Linked DNA regions of Homo sapiens: region 1 is linked to region 2. Evidence: chromatin loops called from intact Hi-C (ENCODE). Cell type or tissue: PC-3. All regions are shown on one strand. Links, peaks and the distances in the headings refer to the core of each region. The heading gives the core; the rest is flanking DNA. Region 1 has its middle 52 kb from the start of LINC02265. Region 2 has its middle 5.5 kb from the start of RHOH.

The links. A loop is a pair of places that touch in the nucleus more often than their neighbours do. Peaks named below come from ENCODE experiments on the same cell type or tissue, not always from the same donor. Only the 100,000 strongest peaks of a DNase experiment are listed, where the experiment ranks them.
Region 1: a loop joins it to region 2, with 4 times the contacts of the local background. A loop is called at or near these places in 10 of 110 quality-filtered maps.

The regions. Positions count from the first base shown.
Region 1 is chr4:40,252,473-40,257,854 of GRCh38, forward strand. No RefSeq gene overlaps it. Among named protein-coding and RNA genes, the nearest start is that of LINC02265, 52 kb to the right of the region's middle. In PC-3, for the core only: no CTCF peak of the experiment used is centred there; a DNase peak (open chromatin) is centred at 3,349; H3K27ac peaks cover 4,149 bases.
Region 2 is chr4:40,188,886-40,194,267 of GRCh38, forward strand. It overlaps a transcript of N4BP2 not described here and a transcript of RHOH not described here. Among named protein-coding and RNA genes, the nearest start is that of RHOH, 5.5 kb to the right of the region's middle. RefSeq lists a silencer at 1,316-1,365 and enhancers at 4,133-4,492, 5,013-5,152. In PC-3, for the core only: no CTCF peak of the experiment used is centred there; a DNase peak (open chromatin) is centred at 2,806; H3K4me3 peaks cover 1,736 bases; H3K27ac peaks cover 3,139 bases.

The DNA.
Region 1 (5,382 bases), core at 284-5,283, 64 kb after region 2:
CAACAGAGCAAGACTCTGTCTCAAAAAAAAAAAAAAAAAAAAAGAAAAAGAAAAGAAAAGCATGACACTATTGACCATTAATAAGGAAATGAAACAATAGGAACTCAGATGCTGCTTGCAGGAGTGTAAATTGGCATAAAATTTTGGCATTAGTAGTGTTGAATATCCTATACTCTTAACCCAGAAATTTCATGCTCTAGAGATATGTTGGCATAGATTTTCTGGGAGACATATACGAAAATGTTATTAGTAGCATTGTAGATAATAGCAAAAACTAGAAATGACCCAATGGCATCAACAGAGAATGGCTAAAAAATGGTGTATTCACCCATGGAATATTATGCAGCAATAAAAAAGAATACATTTTAGCTATACATATCAATATGAACGAGCATAGACAATGTTGAAAGAAAAAAGCAAGTAGTAAAATAATATATGGAGTATGATTTCACTTATATGAAGTTCAAATGCAAGCAAAACATAATAGTGTTAGGGTTAAAAATGGTTTTCTGCCAAGTGTGATGGCTCACGCCTGTAATCCCAGCACTTTGGGAGGCTGAGGCAGGCGGATCACGAGGTCAAGAGATGGAGACCATCCTGGCCAACATGGTGAAACCCTGTCTCTACTAAAAATACAAAAATCAGCTGGGCGTGGTGGCGCATGCCTGTAGTCCCAGCTACTCAGGAGGCTGAGGCAGGAGAATTGCTTGAACCAGGGAGGGGGAGGTTGCAGTGAGCTGAGATCGCGCCAGTGCACTCTAGCCTGGAGATAGAGCGAGACTTCGTCTCAAAAAAAAAAAAATTGTTTTAAACACAGAAATCATTAAAGTAAGTGATTACCTCTTCTGGTCCCGGGGTGTCACAGGTATTGGTAATGTTCTATTTTTAAGTTTGGGACATAGGCACTTGAGTGTTCATTGATTTTTTCCTATTATTTATTCTTCAAAATATCCAGATATATTTTATGTATTCTTTTGTGTGTATGATATAATTAATTAAAAAAATTTAAAGTTTGGGTTCTAAAGCAAAACTGTCTGAACTTGAATCTCAGCTCTGCCACTCACTAGGCTCTACAGCCTTGTGTAAGTTAACTAACCTCTTTGTGTGTCAGTTTCCTCATCTGTAAAATGGAGAAAATAACATAGTGAGCATTAAAGGAGCTAATGTGGGTAAAGGCTACACTATGTCTAGTACAATAAATGGCAGCTATGTCATTCTACTGTTATACACCTCAGAGCTGGCAGGATTCTACTGTTTATGGATGAAGACACAGGTATTGAGACCATTGCCTGACCTGCCTAAGCCCACAAATTGGTGGTAGACCCAGACCACCTCACTCGTCCTACTCTTTGCTGCTCTTTTCTGTAAACTTCCTAAGAAGAGAGGAACCTGGGGTTTTTACTTGTTCGCTTTTCATACACTTGCTTTTCAACCCATGTTTGCTGTACTTGAATTCTTTCTAGTATTGTTTCTTAGCACAAATAGGTAACTTTCAATATCTCACAGAAGGGATCAACAGAGGCTCAGTCCCTTATCGTATGTGAAGACATCTCCATTCACTTGTTTATTTACTCAGAATGTACTGAGTTCTTTAGGTTCTTTACGGGGTTTATTCAGAGAAAGTGGAGGACTCAGTGACTCACAGAGCATCTCTCCATAGCTGGACTTGCCGTGTTGTTTCCTAATTATTTACTTGTGTTTCTATCATTGCACCTTGGCCTTAGTGTCAAGCTGTGCAATAGCCAAAGTTCCCGCTTTCATAGAGTTTAAGGATTTAATTAGGGATAGGGGTGTGAACAGTAGTTATAAAATAAACAGATAAGATCAATGTAGCTGGGTGCAGTGGCTCACGCCTGTAATCCCAGCACTTTGGGAGGCCGAGGCGGGTGGATCATGAGGTCAGGAGATCGAGACCATCCTGGCTAACACAGTGAAACCCTGTCTCTACTAAAATACAAAAAATTAGCCAGGCATGGTGGTGGGCGCTTGTAGTCCCAGCCACTTGGGAAGCTGAGGCACGAGAATCGCTTGAATCCAGGAAGCGGAGGTTTCAGTGAGCCGAGATCATGCAACTGCACTCCAGCCTGGGCGACAGAAAGAGACTCTGTCTCAAAAAAAAAAAAAAGAACAATGAACAATGTAGATGGATGTTCGGTGCTATTAAGAAAATAAATTAGGAAAAGGGAGAGAGGATATTTAGCATTTTGGTAGGATAGGGAGGCCTGATAGAGCAGAGGCCCGAATGATGTTGACAGACCACATCAGTGATCTGGTTTTAACACAAACAACCTCTTTGTAAAAGAAAGCAGGCTTAGGTTTTTCCCTATTGCCCTGCGAGGGACACACATGCTTTTTACCATGATGAGTGTTCAATATTGCACAGCACCCTCCAGCAGTGACTGCCTTCATTGGGGATTCTAATCCATCTGTCTGCCTGCTGGGAATGACTGAATTGGGGCAGTTTGAGGGGATGGATTATCAAATAGAGCAGAACAGAAAATTGGCATGATTCATAGAACCAGGGTGGTGCTGGGGGGTTACACAGGCAAGCGGTTTCTAATGGATTCTGCACAAAAGGAAGGAAATGACTAGAACTCAGGGCCTACATAGGACTCAGAGTGAAGACCTCGCCTGCAGGGCCCTGAGGAGAGATTCCAAGAATCTGCAGGCTGAGCATGTGTGCTTGTGGCAGCACAGGGTTGAGAAGCAGCGAGGCTGCAGCTTGCTGGAGCCCAACTATTGATGCAGTTGAACGTCCTTTGTAGCCTTGTTTAAATAGAACATAATAAGGCGGCACAGTCTGTCTGTAGAACTTTTACACTAATTGAAACAGATATGGGTGCAATTTACAAGTGAGTCACCAGAGCTAACCCAAGGGCAGTTGTTGCATCGTAGATCTGTTGTCTTGGGGAATTGACTTACTGAGGTGTTGGACTGAAGATATTTTTTTAAAAAGTTTTCAGACAGCCCTAGGTAAATCACTGCACATGTGTACTTCTCAAATACATCTCCTCCCTCTCCCCTTTCTCTTCCTCCTCTTCATCGCTTCTGTCTGCAGCCCGGGGGTACCTCTCTCACCCAACTTTGATTGCTCTAGCATCAAACAGTGCTGTGCCCATAGTAATGCTGAACCACATTTCTTAAGTGAATCAATCCTCACAGTCATCAACTCCACACATTAATTCATTTAGTACTTTAAAATTTTCCAAAGTGCTTTTCCTTGTCTTATTATAACAATTGCCAGCATTTGGTCAGCACTCTAGAGGTTATAAAGTACTTTGTGTACACTGTCTCCTATGACATCACAGCAATGCTGTGGGTTATTATTACTTGACTCATTTTGCAGGCAAGGAAGCTAAGGTTCAGGAATGCTAAATGACTCATCTGTGACCATGTAACTAATGCTTGGCAGAATCAGGATTTGTACTTAGATCTCTTGCTCCAAACTCCCTTTTTTCCATTCGATGATGCTTTCATCTGATGCTCTGGATGACCCTGTGAGGTGTTAGTGTAAGAGATGAGGTCCAGGAGGGTGACATGGCTCATCCAGGCCACACACATGCACTCACTGACCAGAAGTGAGGTCTTCCATCCAAGCCTTGGCTGTCACTATTTTCACCCTTATTGTCAGAGCATATTTTTTTAACTGAACCCACTTACTGTGTGGTTGTCTGCTAGGCATTCATTGAGTAAACAGATATTGATGCTATCTCTGTTTAACAAATGGAAAAGTCAGAAAGAAGGAAATAATCCATAAATCCAGGCCTCAAACTGTATTTACCTTACTTCTCTGGATACTGCATGCAAACCCATACAATTTTTTTTTAATCTCTTGTTAGTGTAGATCCTTTCATTGAGCTCAAACCTAAATCAACATGGCAGAACATTTTCCCCGGCTTCTCTGTTATTTACTGGACTCCCATTTTTTGGAGTTGAAGGGGACCTCAGGGAGGATTTAGCCCAATCCTATCATCTTACAGATGAAGAAACTGACTCTCCTCTTTGCCCAAGACACACAGATGGCTTTGGGCAAGTCGGGACTTGAGGGCCAGGCTTTGGCTCCCAAGGGCTCTCACTTGTTCCTGCAGGCCTCAGAACTTCCAGCCTCTAACATGGAGCTTTGGACTCTGCCTATTCGTTTCAGGTTTCTGTGATGGAAGTTTAAAGGCTGCTGGGTGTGGTGGCTCATGCCTGTAATCCCAGCGTTTTGGGAGGCTGAAGCGAGCAGATCACCTGAGGTCAGGATTTCCAGACCAGCCTGGCCAACATAGTGAAACCCCGTCTCTACTAAAAATACAAAAGTTAGCTGGGCGTGGTGGCAGGCACCTGTAGTCCCAGCTACTTGGGAGGCTGAGGGAGGAGAATCACTTGAACCCAGGAGGGAGAGGTTGCAGCGAGCCAAGATCATACCACTGCACTCCATCCTGGGTGACAGAGAGAGACTCCATCTCAAGAAAAAAAAAAAGAAAGAAAATGTCAGAGACAAAGGCTAGCACATGAAACCAGTGAGTAGAGAACAGGAAGACACAGGACACGCCAGCCAGCCAGAGGCACTGCCTGGCTTATTAGCAATAAGCTCAACTGCTAGAGCTGTGTGTCCTGAACAACTCAGGCTGGGGCTTTGTGTGTTCAGGGGCACCCCAGAGATACTCTCCCACCCCTTTCCCCAAATGCTCCTCAGGAAAATCTGCAATCTAGCCTGGTTGGCACAAGTGAAAGAAATCATAACGGAAAGAGATTCTTTATATTGATGTCTTTCTATGTCTATCCTAAGAAAACCCACAGATATTGCACATTCATTGGTGAAAAGATTAGAAGCAATGAAACAAAATGATAATAAAAAACACTTCAATAGCTACTGTTACATCTTTTTTTGTCTCTACCATTCCAGACTTTTTCTTATCCACATATGTGTGTATTTTTACAAAAATAGGTTCGTATGGTGCAATCTGATTTGCAATCTACTTTTTTCATTTATTATATTGTGAACAGCTTTCAGTATCAGTATGTTAACGAATATACATACTCCTACACTGTGTAATGGCAGTGTGTTAGCCTAGATTTTTCCAAGGAACCTGTAACCATGTTTGTTAATTGTATCCATGGGCTTCTAAGGGGTGTGTGTGTGTGTGTATGTGTGCATGCACACATGCATATATATATATACACACACACAAATAGATATATACATACACATATATAAATAGCCTTGCTTAGACTCATAGTAATAACCTCAGATATATCCAGCACTATGTACTTTACATATATTAATTTATTTACTTATTGTAAGCACCCAAGATAAAAGTAGAATTTTCATCCACCCTTTACAGATGAGGAAACTTACTCAAGGTAAGACACTGGCATGTGGTAGAGTCAGGATTC
Region 2 (5,382 bases), core at 90-5,089:
TGTAATCCCAACATTTTGGGAGGCCGAGGCGGGTGGATCACCTGAGGTCAGGAGTTTGAGACCAGCCTGGCCAATATGGCAAAACCCCGTCTCTACTAAAAATACAAAAAATTAGCCGGGCATGGTGGTGTGTGCCTTTAATTCCAGCTACTCAGGAGGCTGAGGCAAGAGAATCGCTTGAACCTGGGAGGGGGAGGTTGCAGTGAGCCACGATTGCGCCACTGCACTCCAGCCTGGCGCCAGAGCGGGACTCTGTCTCAAACACAAAACAAAACAAAACAAAACAAAACAAAACAAAACAAAACACCATCAAGGGAGCAGAGAATAACAAGCTGAAGAAGAAAGCAGCATGGTGGTGCTGCGTCTTGAAAAAGCTCCTACAACCCTACAACCCTGGAATTTTCCACTAGGTACTTGGCTCTGGTTATAGTTCTCTCTCCATGGCAGTCTGTGATGGAAAAGACTTTCAAAGATTCAGAGAAGAGACTCAGAAAGGACTCAGAAGGGTGGAGGACTGAGCAGTGAAGTGGAGGAATGGGGCTGAGAGATGAGCACCAACTTGGCCCCCGAGTAAAGCTGCGTGATCAGCTTCTCCCGCTCGCAGGTATGGGCAGAATAGGAAGCGGACTGTGCATCAGCAAGGAGGAGCCAGGACTTGGTGATACCTGATGATCATTAAACCTACGGATTTACGCCGATGATAAAGACCATTGAACATTATGGCGAGGCGCGGTGGCTCACGCCTGTAATCCCAGCACTCTGGGAGGCTGAGGGGGGCAGATCACCTAAGGTCAGGAGTTTGAGACCAGTCTGGCCTACATGCTGAAACCCCATCTCTACTAAAAATACAAAAATTAGCTGGGCATGGTGGTAGGCCCCTGTAATCCCAGCTACTTAGGAGGCTGAGGCAGGAGAATCGCTTGAACCCGGGAGGTGGAGGTTGCAGTGAGCAGAGATTGTGCTGCTGCACTCCAGCCTGGGCGACATGGGGAGAGGGGAGAGTCTGTCTCAAACACACACACACACACAGACACATACACACACACACACACACAAACATAAAATAAGACCATTGAACATTAAAATGGCTTTAGGATATTTTTTAAAAGACTTTACATTTTTCGTCTTTCTATGAAGGACTTTCCTGACCATCCTTTTTAAATATGCACCCTCCAAGTTTTCTATCCCCCTTCCTTACTTTGCTTTTCTTCTTAGTAATTAGCTCACTGTAACATATTCTACTACTAGAGTTTCATATTCATTGCTTGTCTTCCTAATACGTAGATATAAACTCAGGCGAGCAGGCTATTTCTGTTCTTGTTGTTCGCTGCTGTCTCCCTGGCACCTAGCCGAGTGCTCAATAAGTATTATAGCAAGTGTTCAGTAAATATTTGTTGAATGAAAGGATAAATTCTCATTTATCTTAGGGCATTTGTAACGGGGCAACCAGATGGCTTCAGGAGGCACCTCTGAAGATTCTGCATTGCTCAGATTATGCATAAGGAATAAAATGTCATTAACAATTTGATTTTAAATTTTCTGTGTCCTTTTAACTCATTGTGACAATAAACACATGACATTAGAATCCTCTGAGTGATGTGTGAGTTTCTGTGACTTTATTCCACGTGAATTTGGGCCCTGCCAAAGCTTCTCAAATTTTTCAATTCAACAGTTGTTATTTAAAGAGGGGGTACGGATGGAGGGGGAAAAAAACTCCAGAAAGCAAAAATCCAAAAGAGGAGTGGCTAATAACAGCCACTGTGTATTGAGCATTCACTGTATTCCAAGCATGAGTCAGGTTTTTTTTTTTTTTTTTTAAATAGAACTCTTCCAAGCTAGATATTATACCTGTTTTGCAGTTGGGTAGATCGGGGCCTCATCCTTAGTAATAAGTGGAGCCGGGATTCGAATCTTGCTTTGTCTGAATCCAAATGTATACTTTCTCCAAAATTTCAGATTGCCTTTCAGTTTAAGCTTCAACCTGTTCCCTCCAGAACAGTGAGGAGATCTGTTACTTTGAAAAGATGGCAAATTAACACTCGGTCTGCCCTGCCTTACAACTGAAATGTTTGCAACGCCCGCTGTGAGCAGATGTGCTGGGTTGCAGTTACCCTGTGATGTTTGTGCTCAAACTGAAGATCCCTATCAATGCAACGAGTAAGACATGAGTTTGAGAAGAAGCAGTGATCACCTTCTTCTTCACTCTTCACGCTGATGAATTTCTACATCACTGTGCATGTCCTGTGCTTTGCAGTCATTCCCTAGGAGCTCGGGCCCTTGACCCAAAGATACTGCTCTTACTAACACTACATTTTAAACTCCTCCTCTGGACTCACTCTCAGAGCCTGCCGCACAATCTTTAAAAACTTTGTCAATGATTGCAAAATCTTTTTCCTTTTAGAGTGGATTTGATTTTAGGAGACAGCCATTCGGAGCTACATCCAGTGAATAAGGTGGGTTAAAAAGCCATATACTATTTTGAGTCAAAAACAAGTTGTGAACAGAATGCAGATACTGGTTTTGTTTTGTAGTTTATTAAGCTGTCTCTCAAGGATATTGTAAAAAGGGTCTAAATGCACTTTGACTCATGTCTGTGATGTTGCAAAAGCGCATCAACTATCGAGGGACTGCTTTGAAGGGAAACGGTCATTTGACTACATTTGCTCTGCTCTGACAGACTTTTTAGAAAAAGTTGTATCATAACTTTAGAGCCACAGCTTGAATTATTACTTTGGGTGCTATCATCTTCCGCAACAAGACTCTGTCTTCTTATGAATTATGGCTCTGCAATAAAACGAACCAGGATGTGAATGTTTGCTAGATCAATACAGTAATCCAGGGCAAACAAACCAGAATAAACATGGCAGCTGAGAATCCTGAGAACCGAATATTCACTGAAACAAAAAGCAATATGTTATGATACATTAACATATTTAAAGAGAAAATAAATGATGAGAATAACAGCAGGGGAAATGATGTTTTTATGGTTATGGCAATAAGAGGGAAGCTAGAAGATGTTTCAAATGCTATTACCTGGTTAGGGAGGCTGGTTTTTTTTTTTTAATAATGAATTAAAATGCATAAAGAGGAAATCACCCATGAGATTTCTAGCCTGTGGCATTTTGAAGCTATTTCAATATTCAGCATTTAAAAAGTATTTTATATGAATGTATTTTTACACTAAAAGTTACATCAGAATTAAGATCATTCTCTTAACATTTTATAGTTCCCATCATGAAATCTCTCAATCAGAAAGAAAGGATATTTTGTTTTAATACAGTTGTTCATCATCCAGTGGGGAGCTGGGTGAGAATAATTGCAATACGACTAATGGCCTGAGTTTGAAATTCAAAGCCTTCAGACAAGGTTTTAGTACATATTACCTATCTTCACAACTCACTGAAATATTTTATTAGGTGGCATAAATGAGGGTCTGTGTAAACATTAAAAGCTACCCACTGAATCTACATCATTTCTGTTAATATGCTAATAGCAAGGGGGAGGGAAAGGCATCTTACTAACCCAGCGTTGAAATAATTTAGTAGATGACTCAAGTCTCAAGGTTTCTAAGATTTACTATTCATACAATTACAATTGTCATTAAGAGTTTTCGCTGGCGTAAGTGGCACAACACCTTTGCAATGAGCAAACATAGTACTTATGCATGAGTTCAGGGTACACAAGTAGTTGTCATATTATTTAAAAAACCTCAATAAAAGAGGTCTTTGTTCACAGGAGAATATTAAAGTAAGCTGTTCTTTTGCCATATCAGAGAACATTTCTGATGAAGGTGGTTTTGAGAAAGTAAGTCTTTGCTTTTTCACCTTGACCTGAAGGGGACCGTTTGCACAGGGAATCCTGGAGGGGGCATGTTTAGGGCCAAGAAAATGGGCCTTGGGGCTCTGGCTGCTCCTCGTTGCCCACGGTGGTTCAGTTCTCTCTGTGGGGAGGCAGCGGGAGTGACAGCCAGGACAGATGAATGGGGTGAATCTTGGTTCTGGTTTTCTTAGGCCATAGGGTCTTATGCAAATCATTTAACCAGCTGAAGTCTCTGTTTCCTTGGCTGTTAAAATAGGGTTTAAAGTGTTTACCATAAAGGGCAGCTGTGAGGCTGTGAGATGGGAGAATCAATCTATTTATTGGTCAGAAAGTGGTTGTTCAGTACCTTGGATTTCTGAGTGGGCAAGGCTGGACCCTGAGCCCTGGGACCTCTGAAGTGAACACTGCAGGGCCATTTGGTGAGTGCTCTGGCCGTGTTAACACGACGTGCTATGGAGCCCTTGGGAGGGCACCTCACTGGGCTTGCAATGGAGGTGGGTGGTGGCTACAGATGGCTTCCTGGAAGATGGCTCAGAGGGGGGCTCTGATTCCCAGTTACGAACTGTGGACCCATGGTTTCCCTCCTCCTGCCACTCTGAAGTCCCCAGGATTTCTCCCAACCCCATCCCAAGGACAGACTGCACAGCGTCAGAAGGGACACGCCCTGGGGCTTGGGTGCGTGTATGTCTGTGAATGTTTGCATGTATTTTCAGCGTTTGCTTCCTCCCCTCACCACTACCCCTGTCGGTTAAAAGTCTGTTAAAAGAATGAGAGCGAGAGAGAGAGAGAGAGAGAGAGAGAGAGGAGAGGAGGGGCGGGGTGGGGGAGGAGGGGAGTGGGGAGAGAGAAAGAGAGAAACACCAAAAAGACATTTTCAAGGAAGGAAGAAAATTAGATGGCAACCCCCTGTCCCCTCCCCCTAAGAAAATCCTCTCTGAGATTAAACTGTGTGAAGATTAGAGGCGTGTAGGTCAGGAGCAGGAGGAAGCCCAACGCTGGACTGTACCAGATCATCTAAAACTGGCAATTCCAGGCACAGAAAACCAGTTCTTCAGAAGCAGAAGGGTGGTCAGCCAGGGGGTGAAAGGGACAGGGGTCTCGCAGCCAGGTATGACAATGCCCTTCCTAGTCCTTTCCAGGATGGGGTGGGACACACCCAGTCCATCCTGACTCTGGAGTACGTCTCCACTTTCGTGCAGAAAATGGTACAAGGCCTGAGGCCTGGAGCTCGTTATAAATCATGCTGGTGGCGTTTCTTGCTTTGTTTCCCAAAGGGCAGAGCCTCATCTCCCCTTCTACTTAGGAGATGGAGGGGATCTGTCCATACAGGCAGCTGTCCTTGTCTGACTCCTCTGCTTTCTGAAGGGGAGACATTGTCCCCCTTAAAGGACACTGGATCTCCTGTTGGAGGGGCAACCAATTTTGAACTCTTTGCCTCTTTAAATCTTTTAGAAACTTGGATGAGAGAAACTTTTTATCCTGAATTTTCTGAAGCATATCTGAAGTCATTTTTCTTTATTATTATTATTATTATTATTTTTTAGGCTGACGTCTCACTCTGTT